Regions from separate parts of the Homo sapiens genome. Here region 2 is linked to region 1. Evidence: read pairs that join two places in POLR2A ChIA-PET (ENCODE). Cell type or tissue: HepG2. All regions are shown on one strand. Links, peaks and the distances in the headings refer to the core of each region. The heading gives the core; the rest is flanking DNA. Region 1 holds the start of LOC105372708 (a long non-coding RNA gene). Region 2 holds the start of SLCO4A1-AS1 (SLCO4A1 antisense RNA 1).

Evidence for each region. Peaks named below come from ENCODE experiments on the same cell type or tissue, not always from the same donor. Only the 100,000 strongest peaks of a DNase experiment are listed, where the experiment ranks them.
Region 2: POLR2A ChIA-PET joins it to region 1 with 5 read pairs; 3 of 35 experiments call an interaction of 5 or more read pairs at or near these places.

Annotation. Positions count from the first base shown.
Region 1 is chr20:62,374,076-62,379,435 of GRCh38, reverse strand. LOC105372708 (a long non-coding RNA gene) reads left to right here and starts at 609. Exons shown (of 2, transcript XR_936966.4): 1 at 609-1,156; 2 at 1,950-5,360. RefSeq lists enhancers at 826-1,427, 3,836-4,437, 4,438-5,041. In HepG2, for the core only: CTCF peaks have their summits at 2,770 (motif pointing right) and 3,744 (motif pointing right); DNase peaks (open chromatin) are centred at 2,825 and 3,735; H3K4me3 peaks cover 1,737 bases.
Region 2 is chr20:62,661,311-62,666,670 of GRCh38, reverse strand. It overlaps SLCO4A1 (solute carrier organic anion transporter family member 4A1), which reads right to left. Exons shown (of 12, transcript NM_016354.4): 6 at 1,583-1,737; 7 at 96-291. It overlaps SLCO4A1-AS1 (SLCO4A1 antisense RNA 1), which reads left to right and starts at 50. Exons shown (of 4, transcript NR_024470.1): 1 at 50-286; 2 at 661-811; 3 at 1,174-1,747; 4 at 3,184-3,644. In HepG2, for the core only: a CTCF peak has its summit at 2,046; DNase peaks (open chromatin) are centred at 696 and 2,874.

The DNA of each region.
Region 1 (5,360 bases), core at 233-5,232:
GGGCGCGGTAGCTCACGCCTGTCATCCCAGCACTTTGGGAGGCCAACGGGGGCAGATCATGAGGTCAGGAGATCGAGACCATCCTGGCTAACACGGTGAAACCCCGTCTCTACTAAAAATACAAAAAATTAGCCGGGCGCGGTGGCTCACGCCTGTAGTCCCAGCACTTTGGGAGGCTGACGGGGGCGGATCACGAGGTCAGGAGATCAAGAGCATCCTGGCTAACATTGTGAAACCCCGTCTCTACTAAAAATACAAAAAATTAGCCGGGCGTGGTGGTGAGCGCCTGTAGTCCCAGCTACTCGGGAGGCTGAGGCAGGAGAATGGTGGGAACCCAGGAGGCGGAGCTTGCAGTGAGTGGAGATCGCACCACTGCACTCCAGCCTGGGCGACAGAGTGAGACTCGTCTCAAAAAAAAAAAAAGAAAAGAAAAGAAAAAGAAAATTAGCCACCTCTGTCTGCCTATGTGTCCAGGAAGGGGCCTGGGACTGGCTCTCGGGGCCTAGCTCCTCCTGCCCTCTGGGAAATGTGCAGAATGTCTAAGCCAGCAAGCAGGCATGGGAAGGGAGTGGCCGGCCGGATGCAGGGCTCCATGGAACAAGTTCCCCAGTGCCAGGGCAGGACAGCAGGGCCTGGAGAGCCATCATCAGCAGGCTCCATCCTTCCACCTGTGAACTGTGACCTGAGAGGAGCCACCTCCTGGGAGGCCCACGAGGGGTCCTGACCAGCAGCCTGGCACCTGCTGGGGCCACGCAGAGACCCCATGGCAGCCTGCGGGAAGGGCAGTTATCATCCCATTGACAGAGCAGTGACTGAGGCCAAGCGGGACGGAGTCGCTTCCCTGGAGTCATGGAGGATTCGAGGGCCCGGCATGCCCAGTGGGAATGGCGGGATTTCGGGCACGGCACGTCCAGAGGCAACGGTGTGAGGCCCCCTCATTTCTGGAGCCCTGCTGGCGCCCAGCCGGGAGCCTGGGATGGGCCCCAGAGGAAGGCGGCTGGGACTCCTGCTCCACCCCCACCTCCCCGAGCCCATCCCAGCTGCTTCTGAGAGCGTCGGGCTGGACGTGCCCGCACGGCAGAAACAGGCCCAGAGACGAGGCTGTGTTTTGCTTGAAAGCCTCTGCGGAGTGATGGAATCCACATTCCTGCCCCAGGTGAGTCGCCCAGGCTTGTCTTGCTCAGCCTGGCTCTCCCAGCTCCTCAGGGTTCCCAGCCACTCAAGGTTCCCAGCTCTGTGGCCCGGCTGGAGCTCCGAGGCCCTGGAAGTTCTTGTGGGACCCAACAAGCCCCTGAGGGGCAGCCAGAGGCCCTCATCTGCTGGGACTCCTGCAGGTGGCTCCGCAGGGTCACAGGTCGCCCTGGGCCCTGGGGCCACAGTGAATGGATCCTAAGGCTGCCCTGCAAAGGGACCCCAGAGAGGGGATGGGGTTGCACCCCCGGGCCGGCCACTGCGTGCCATGCAGACCTCTCAACCGGCCATGCTGGTGGGAGGCGCCCAGCAACTGGCAGGGCCCAGGAGGGTTCCTGCCAAGAACCTGGCACCCGGCCTGGGAGTCAGGCAGAGCCGCGGCCCCCACCTCCCTCCCACAGCGCCACCACCTCTCAGCGCTTCCTGGGGCCCCTGCCTCGGGGTGCTTTTGCCCACTCCCCTCAGGGGGCCTCACGGCCACCCAGCAGGGAGGCACCATTGTCCCTGCTCAGCACTTGAAGCCCTAAGACTCTCCCAGGCTCCCAGCCAGGGAGGCACTGAGCCAAGACTGGGCAAGGAATGGGCCAGGCCCACCAGCTCCCCAACCATCCGGCCAGGACACAGGGCAGCCCCTGCCTGACTGCTGTCCCCAGGAGCCTGCACCAGGAGCCAGGAACCATCTGAGCTCCAGGCCTGCATGACAAGGCTACATGAGAACCAGTATTGATTCATTTCATTCATTCACTCCACAAACACAGGTGCTCCTCGACCCTCCGTGAGGCCACGTCCTGATAAACCCGTGGTAGGTTAGAAATACCGACAGCTGAAATGCTCTAATACACTTAACCCACGGAACATCACAGCTGAGCCTTCTTGCCTTATACACACTCAGCACACTTCCATTAGCCTACAGCTGGGCGAAGTCATCCCCCACGAAGCCTCCTTTATAATAATGCATCAAATGCCTCACGTAATTTGTCCAATGCTATAAGAAGGAGAAAAACAGATTGGTTGTGTGGGCACTGGAAGTACGGTTTCTACCGAACAATTGCAAATCAGAAGCCGGGAACCGTAGAGCACAGAACACCCGTCATGTCCACCCGCCATTTCCAAGCCCCGTGCTGGGTACAGGCGCTCCTTGGTGCGTGGAACAGACAGCCCTGTGCCCAGGGAGCTCGCAGCCTAGGACGGGACAACTGGCATCCCAGGAGGGTGTAGGGCTGTGAGTCTCACCGGGGAGATTCAGCCCCGGGACATGGGGCTACTCAGAAGATATTTTTGGTTGTCACGACTGGAGGGCAAGTGCTTCTGGCCTCTTGGGAGTGGGGGCCAAGCGGCCCCACCTCAGGTCAGTGTCCAGCCAGACTGTCTGACCAGCGCCTGTTGAGGGGCTCTGAAGGGCCATGGCCCGGATGAAGGGGCTCCAGGGGCAGGGTGGCCAGGGAAGGCCTCTCTGAGCAGGGGACTTTCACAGAGTGAGCGGAATTGAGATGGCCCGGTTCCTCTGCAGGTCCCCACAGCCTGGGAAGAGGAGAATCTGAGAGCACGGCCGCCTGGGGGCAGGCCGAGGCAGGCGGATCCTGAGGGAGCAGCCGCCTGGTGCCAGGCCTGGGGAATTCCAGGAGGCAGAGGCCTCAAAAGCCCTCCTCCAGGCTCCGAGTTCCCAGCAGCCCCTGCCACATTCCTCCACCTGGGTGGGCAGGGGTGCAGGGGCTCAGTGCATTCCTGGTGGAGATAGGGAGGCCAGCCTGCGGCCTGCGCCAGCCTCCTGCGGGGCCTGGGGAGCCCTGTCCAGGCTCTGCCGAGCTCAGCATATTGGAGCTGAGCCAGTCGGCCTTTGCTGGAACACTCAGGCGGAGGTCGCCTTTCGCCTTTCTGTGTGGGGAGAAGCCACTTGCAGATAAGGCAGGGATTCACCAGCTCCGGGGGGCTGGCAGGACATGGCCACACTTCACCTGCAACCAAGCCTCCCCATCTGTAAAATACAGATAACAAGGGGGCCAGGCGGTGGCTCACACCTGTAATCCCAGCACTTTGAGAGGATGAGGCCTGTGGATCACTTGAGGTCAGGAATTCGAGACCAGCCTGGCCAACATAGTGAAACCTTGTCTCTACTAAAAATACAAAAATTAGCTGGGCGTGGTGGCGAGCACCTGTAATCCCAGCTACTCAGGAAGCTGAGGCAGGAGAATCGCTTGAACCCGAGATGCAGAGGTTACAGTGAGCCGAGATCGCGCCACTGCACTCCAGCCTGGGCGACGAGCAAAACTCCATCTCAAAAAACAAAAAAAAACAAGAGCAGGTCCCTCGCAGGAGATGGGAGCCAGCTCCGCGCCCGGCCTGATGTCGGCTGCACGGGCTGCCTGGCTCTCCTGCACAGAGGTGGGAGGGAGGCACGGGGGGGCCCAGGTCAAGAAAACACAACCCCCACATGTTCAGGGGGCTGGAGGTGGGGGCTGCGCCTCTGACCTGAAGCTGCCCAGCAAGCCCTTTGTGGAGCCAGGAGCAGGCAGTGGGCAACTGGGCCGACAGGCCCTACCCTGGCCGCCAGGAGGCTCCGTGGCAGCTGCTCTCTTGCACGCCATCCCCACTGCCACTCCCGGGTTCTGAGAGAGAGCCCCATGGGAGGCCACGCACAGACCCCTGACCTGGCTGCCGGGGGTGGTCCAGATCCCTTGCGAGAGGAAACGTGGGCCCCCAGTGGACCCCAGCACCATCTGTGGTCAGCGGGAGCCTTCCAAGTCTCCGTGTGTTTACATTCCCCCAGGAAATAGCTCCCCAGAAGAGCTGCAAATATTTTCTTAATGTTGGAACTTGTGGCAAACAGAGGCCTGGAGTGGGCCCACCCACACTTTGCCCCTCCACACATCGGGGGCCCAGTGGGATCCTGGGGTTACCTCCTCACCTGGCCCACCCCCTCCCCCTCCCCCTCCTGGCAGGGGACAGGCACATGGGGGCCCAGCTGGGGCATCTTCCTGCCGGAGCTGGGGCAGCCAGCCCAGGGGATTCAGTGGCACTGCCATCCTCCCACCTTTCAGCCTTCCTTTCGTGAAACTGGGCTGGCAATAGGTGGAGGTGGCTGAGGTGTTGCTTGGCGGTTTGAATCAATGAAGACCCTAGGGGACGGGGGTCAGGCCCTGGACCTGCCTAGTAACTCAGGCTCCTGGCAGACCGGGCTGAAGACAGAGGCAGCTGCGGGGCTGTCTCTCCCGCCCCAGGCTGAGTCAGTGTGTAGGGCTGGGTGTCCTGGGTATGTGATGGCCCTAAACACAGGCCCCCACCTCTCTGTGCATGAGCACAGGTCCAGCTGGTGTTGGCAGGCTGTGTGGGTGGCCCATAAGCACCAAGAAGTACCCTGCTTCTACTGACCTCCACCTGAAGACTCCCAGGCACCTGCCCGCCTGAACTGGCTCTGCAGGCTCACTCAGCATCCACGTGCTCCTCCCTCTCCCCCTCCACACTGGCGAGGGGCCAGTGGCCATGGCACATCCCAGGCCTCCGGTCCCTGGTCCCTGGGCAGCCCCTCCAAGAGCCTGCCTGTACAGAGTGCCGCTCCTGTCCACTGATGTCTACTGTGTGGATGGACCACGTTTCTCTCCCCAGTCGACCCTGGATGGCCGTTCGGGCTGTTTCTGCCTGATGGCTCTGGTGCCTGGCGCTGCCGTGCGTGTTTACCCACGAGTGTCTGTGCAGAGACGTGTTTACGCTTCTCTCTGCAGCTACCAGGTGTGGAGCTGCTGGGCCGTGTGCAACTGTGTTCAGTCCTTTGAGGAACCACCAGCTGGTGTCCTAGCAGCTCCCACACTGGACACCACACTGGTCCCCGCAGGATCCTGCCTGTAGTTGTTATTGTCTTATTTCCTGATTCTGTTGGTGGCTATAGAGTGAGGATCACGGTGTGGGCCTCAGGCGGGCATAAAAAGAGGCTGGAGTCTGGGCACTGGGCCCTTGCCTGCCACGCCTGGTGTGGGAGGATGTGGGTCCCGGGGCAGTGGGAAGGTGACGGGAGAGGGGCGATCGGTCATTCAGCCACCATCGTCCAGCAGCCCAGCGCTGGGCTCGGACGCAGCAGTGAGCACACGGAGCTGCCTCTGCCTTATGTGCTTTGTCTGGGGGGCTGATGTGGGTCAGGAGATCTCATCCTGGACGCCCAAGGACACGCTGCACTG
Region 2 (5,360 bases), core at 50-5,049, 290 kb before region 1:
CACCTCTCCCAAGTGCTGCACCACTCCTCCTCCATGCCCAGGGACCGCGGGTGCTTGGGGCCCCGACGCGTACCCAGGTGCCATCTGGCCCTCACCTCCCGCCGTAGCTGGCTGTGACGCCCGCCATGGGCACACTGGGGCAGTGCAGTGAGAAGACGAGGATGCCCAGCAGGCTGACAACGGTGCAGAACAGGCAGAACTTGATGACCGCGGAGCCCCGGAGCCTGAGCTTGTTCACAAAGAAGCCGCCCAGGAAGGTGCCGCCACCACCCGCTGGCACCACCAGGTACCCTGGGGAGAGGGAGGGATTCAGCCAGGGACTCAGGCAGGGGGCCGTGGTGGGAGAGGGTGGTGGATCAGCCGGGTCCACTTTACAGGTGGGGAAACTGAGGCATAGAGGGATCAATTCCTGCCTGCATGGCAGCACTCAACACCACACCTGAGTGCTTAGCTGTTGCGCTGATAGAGCCCTAGGAGGGACCTCTGTCCAGAGCCCACAGCGGGGATGCCTCAGAGGGGAAGGGGAAGGGGAAGGGGAAGGGGAAGGGGGAGCGGGGGGGCGGGGCGGGGCGGGGGGAGGAGGAGAGCCCAGAGTGCTCCAAGGTCAGCGGCCCCTGCCCCAGTGGGAAGCCAATGACTCCTCCACTGACCCCCCTCCAGGGCAGCCACACCCCCTCCTCCCCCAGGGGCCTCTGCCGAGTCCCTGCAGGCTGTGACAAGGACATTTGTCGAAGCCTGAGTGGCCACCAACAGTAAAAAATTGCGATTAGCTGGCATCTAGCTTCTGGGCTGACAAGTGAGGAGGGCACAGGTGAGGGGACAGGTGGAGAGGGGACAGGTTTGGGGGGACAGGTGGGGAGGGGACAGATTTGGGGGGACAGGTGGGGAGGCTCTCCAAGGGGCAGTAGAGCTGACCTCTGGGGGGCTGTTGAGTGTGGGAATGTGGGCTTGTGAGGTCAGCCCAGAGGGGCCAGGCCAGGATGGGCCTGTGGGGGAGGGAGGGGAGCCCTCATCTGATGCCCTCTTCCTGTCCAGATAGTGGACCCTGGAAGGGTAGAGCGCGGTAGATTGGCGGTGGTGGCCCACATGCCTGGCACCTCTGCCATGGCCCAGGGTACTCTGTGAACGCTGGCAGGAGGAGCAGCTCTGAGGAGGGGTCCCCACTTTCTGCAGACCTGCCCAGCCTGGGAAGGCCAGCCTGCCTCTGGCACCGAGAAACCCCCAGCTGCACTGTTCCAGGAGGTCCTGAGGCACCAGTGCCTGGCTCATGGAACAGCCAGGTCCAAACCCTTCCTGCACCAAGTCACAGAAGCCAAGACTAGGTGGCTAGGGGGTGGAGCCCACCGTGGACCCTTCCACCTACGGAGCATGTCCCACAAAGAGGGCAGGACCACCACTCTCCCGGCCTGTGGACAGAGTCGCTCAGCCCCCGTGGCGCTCTCCACACCTGCTCTGGCAGCGGGGGTGGGAGGGCACTCACTGCCATGTGCCCTGTCTGGGTCTTTCTAGAAGATGCCCTTGAAGACTCTGTTTCTGAGAACTGACATAAAAGCAGAGGACCCCCAAGATTCAGTTTTCTCACCAAACAAGGTGGCAGCTTCTGAGGCACTCAGGCTGAACTGGGACTCCAAGAACTTGGGGCTGAACGTGGACATGCCGGTGATGAGAGTGGCCTCGGTGGCCCCGGCCAGGCAGAGCAGGATGAACGTGGGGTTCTTCAGCAGGAGCCAGATGGAGCTGGGCAGAGGTGGGGGTGTGGAGAAGAGACTGAGGGTCAGAGTGGTGGGCAGAGGTCGGGGTGTGGAGAAGAGACTGAGGGTCAGAGTGGTGGGCAGAGGTCGGGGTGTGGAGAAGAGACTGAGGGTCAGAGTGGGCCAGACCCAGGGTGGGAGGAACCTGCTGTTCCTGAGGCTGTCAGCTCCCCGGTCTGATTACAAAGGGCCCCTGTTCCGACAGGGAGTAGAGTGGGGTGCAGGCAGGTGGGGGACACCCACACTTATTCCAGAGAAACCCAGGGGGCGCCAGGCTGAGCCTATGCCTGTGGCCCACTTGTCCTGAAAGCTGCAGTCCCTGATTAGGGAAAAACCTTATCAGTGCCTTGGCCAGAGCTTCAGCTCAGGTGGGGAGAGACCCCAAGTGACCCAGGACCCTGTTCCGTCACTGGCCAGCAGCAGGGCCTGAAAAAGGGAACTGGCTGGGGCAGGCAGAGGCCACCAAGTCCAGGACCGGACAGGCCCTGGGATAGGGGAATGGAATCACGGGAATGGGGACTGTGGCCAGTCCCCAACCGCCAGCCCCTGGGAGAAGTGGGGCAGGAAGCCACTGGGATTCGAACCCTCCATGCAAGAAGCCCCTGGGTAGACGGACCTGGCTAGCTTGGTTTGCACTTGGGGGCCAGTGGCCCTGGGGGTGGTGAGGCCTCAACTGGGGCGAGTCCTTGGTGCATGGGCCTGGAGCCCTGGGGGGAACTGTGGGAACTCTGAGCCGTCTGGCCCTGAGGGCTCAGCCTCAGCCTCCACATCTGCCTGTTGCGGTCCTGGCTGTGGGGTCTCAGGATAAGGACATAGCCCCCTGGAAGCTGGGAAGGCCCCACATCAGGCCTTGCAGTTTCTAACCCAGGAGGTGGCCGACAGCAGTGCGTCGGGGCTGCCTGTCCCTGCACACGAGGCCCTGGGGGGTGAATGGAGGCTCTCCCTGTTTTTGTTAGCATTGGAGGCCTGAGCAGGGCTAACGCCCAACCGCTGCTTAAGCGCATAAGATGCTGAGATGGAAAACGTGTTGCATGGTGTAAACCACGCAAAGCCCTCCCAGCCAGTGCAGTGATCGAGGCAGACAGAAGGGAAACCGCCTCTGCAAAGAGAGGCTCGGCTCTCTCTGGGGTACACAGATCACCCAGACTGGGCAAAGCTCACATTCATCCCAGCTCACAGCTGCCTGCATCCTGTTCACAGCACGCTCCTGTGCGTGACCCTTCTCCCCCACTGAGTGGGGGGCTCTCGGCCTCAGGTGGGGGTGTTTGCAGACACAGCTATTGTCCTGTCCCTGGAACTCATAACATAGACCAGGGGCAGAGACTGTTCCTGAAGCCCCAGGTCATGGCACAATAGCCTCTCACATCAGCCCACAGTAATGCAAATTTTCACAATAAATGACATGTCCATGTCGCCTCTGCTCACACCGCAGTGTCGCTGACTTGAACCCCTGCGTCTGCAGCTTAGTGACATCCTGTAAACCTACACTTTCCAGCCTCTCACCAGAGCAGACTGTCGGCCTCACATCACCCCCACCTGCAGGAGGGCGGCTCTTTCCTCTCGGCCACACCTAGAGCCTGGTTCCGATGAACGCAACTCTGAATGCCTGGAACATTCAAATGCTCTTGTTTGAGGAGGTGGCCAAATGTAAATGGATTCTGAAGAATCAGGAACAGACGGTGCAGCCCTAGTTAGCCTCTGAGCCCCAACAGGCCCACAGGTGCCTTGCAGAGCTGATGTTGGCGTCAGAAACTCCGCTCCAGCCTCACAGGCACTCTGCCTGCTTGGAGGTGTTCGCTGGCTCGCTCAGACTGACCTCAGCAGCCATGAACATGGGTTCTTTCTGTCCCCTTCCCTGATTAAAATGGGAGAGCCCAGTTCTTTCAAAATTTATTTCCTGACTTGAGGATTGAAAAGCCTCTTCTTTCTGGTTAACTACTTGGGTCCCACGTCTTGAAAAAGGCAAGACGATGGAGGACAAAGGAGACCCCAGCCCATGCCCTCCCTTCCCCAGCCAGTTCTGGCATGTGGGGTGACAGACCTGGGGTGGGCACCCTGGGGGGGGTCCCGGCGTGTGGGGGGATGGGGCTGGGGTGGGCACCCTGGGGGGGTTCTGGCGTGTGGTGTGACGGGGCTGGAGTGGGCACCCTGGGGGGGTCCTGGCATATGGGGGGATGGGGCTGGGGTGGGCACCCTGGGGGAGTCCCTCCCTGGGGCTTTTCCCAGACCTGCCCAGGCTCCGGGGTGTGTGGCTGCGTTAGGAGGCCCTGACTCTCTGAAATGCTATGCAAACTTCATTTCTTAATCACTGATTGCTCGGCTGAAATTCTCGTGTTGAATTTGCCCAGAGAATTAGTCATGACTTTAATAAAGGGAACATGTCCCATGATTTATTTCTTCCCAGCAACTGGTTTAGGGAACTAACCCTGGACATAAACCTCCTTATCACCTGATGAACTGAAAGAGCCCCAGGGTTCCTAGGTCCACACTGGGGGCTCACAGCCACGCTGGGAACAGGGCGCCTGACCCTCAGCTCTAAGCCGCTCTGCTGCTGGGTGGAGGAGAGAGGGTGAGCCAGTGCCTACACGATGTTCCCAAGTCCTGGGAACGTGGCCCCGGGTCAGCTTGGCCCATGGGGTCACCCTCCTTAGCAGGCAGCTCCCAGCTCCTTTGGGGGGTCTATCAGGGTCCTAATGAGGCCTCTCTTTCCCATCTTCATCCAGCCCTGCTCCTCTCTGCCGTGGACAGCTTGGGGCTTTCTGAGGGGCCACCTTTGGCCCTGATGCCTTCCCTCCTATCCTGGTTGAGGGCAGGCAGCAGGGACTCACCCATTGCCCACACCCTCCACCCACTATGGCCAGTGAGACACAGCCATTTGTGAGCTCAGGGACCTGCTGCTACAAGGGCACAAGAGTCTCCCCGTGCTGGGGCCTCAGACGCTGAGGACTTGGGTGGTGGCCACCCTGAGGGCCACCTGTGCCCAGCCCTGGGGAGAGCCCCCCAGGGAAGGCATGATCCCCAGGAGAGGCCGGGAGGGCCCGGGCCCCTCTGTTGTCCCTCTAGGACCCCACCGGCTCAGGGCCCCGGGTTCACCCTAGCAGTGCAGCAAGACAGCAAAGCAAGGCCGGACCACACTCAGCAGAAAGGGAAGGCAGCCAAGGCAGACGGCAAAGCAAGCAACCTCCCCAGAGGGTGAGCGGGACACGCCGGGTAGAGGGGGGAGGTCCTCAGAGACTCTGAGGGAGGGAGGGAGATGGGGGGGCAGCATCCCAGGGCCCGGGGGGTACGGCACAGGTGACACCTGATGAAAGGGAATTAGAGTGTGGGGGGTCATGGTGAGGGAAGGGTCTCAAGTCAAATGCAGCTTCCCTGGGGACCCCGGGACACACAGGCCACGGGGAGACTTGCTGGTGTGGAAGGGATTTGCTCCGTGGCCACTGGGAGCCAGGCGCAGCCCACAGGAGTCTCCACACTGTATGAGTGAAGTGATGGCTCCCTGGGTGCGGGCCGAGGCCCCGGCCCCACTCTGGGACTCTCCCACGGCTCTGCAGCCCTGAGGCGGGGTCTGCGGCCCCTGGCCCAGAGGCTCTATCTGTTGCTCCTTAATCT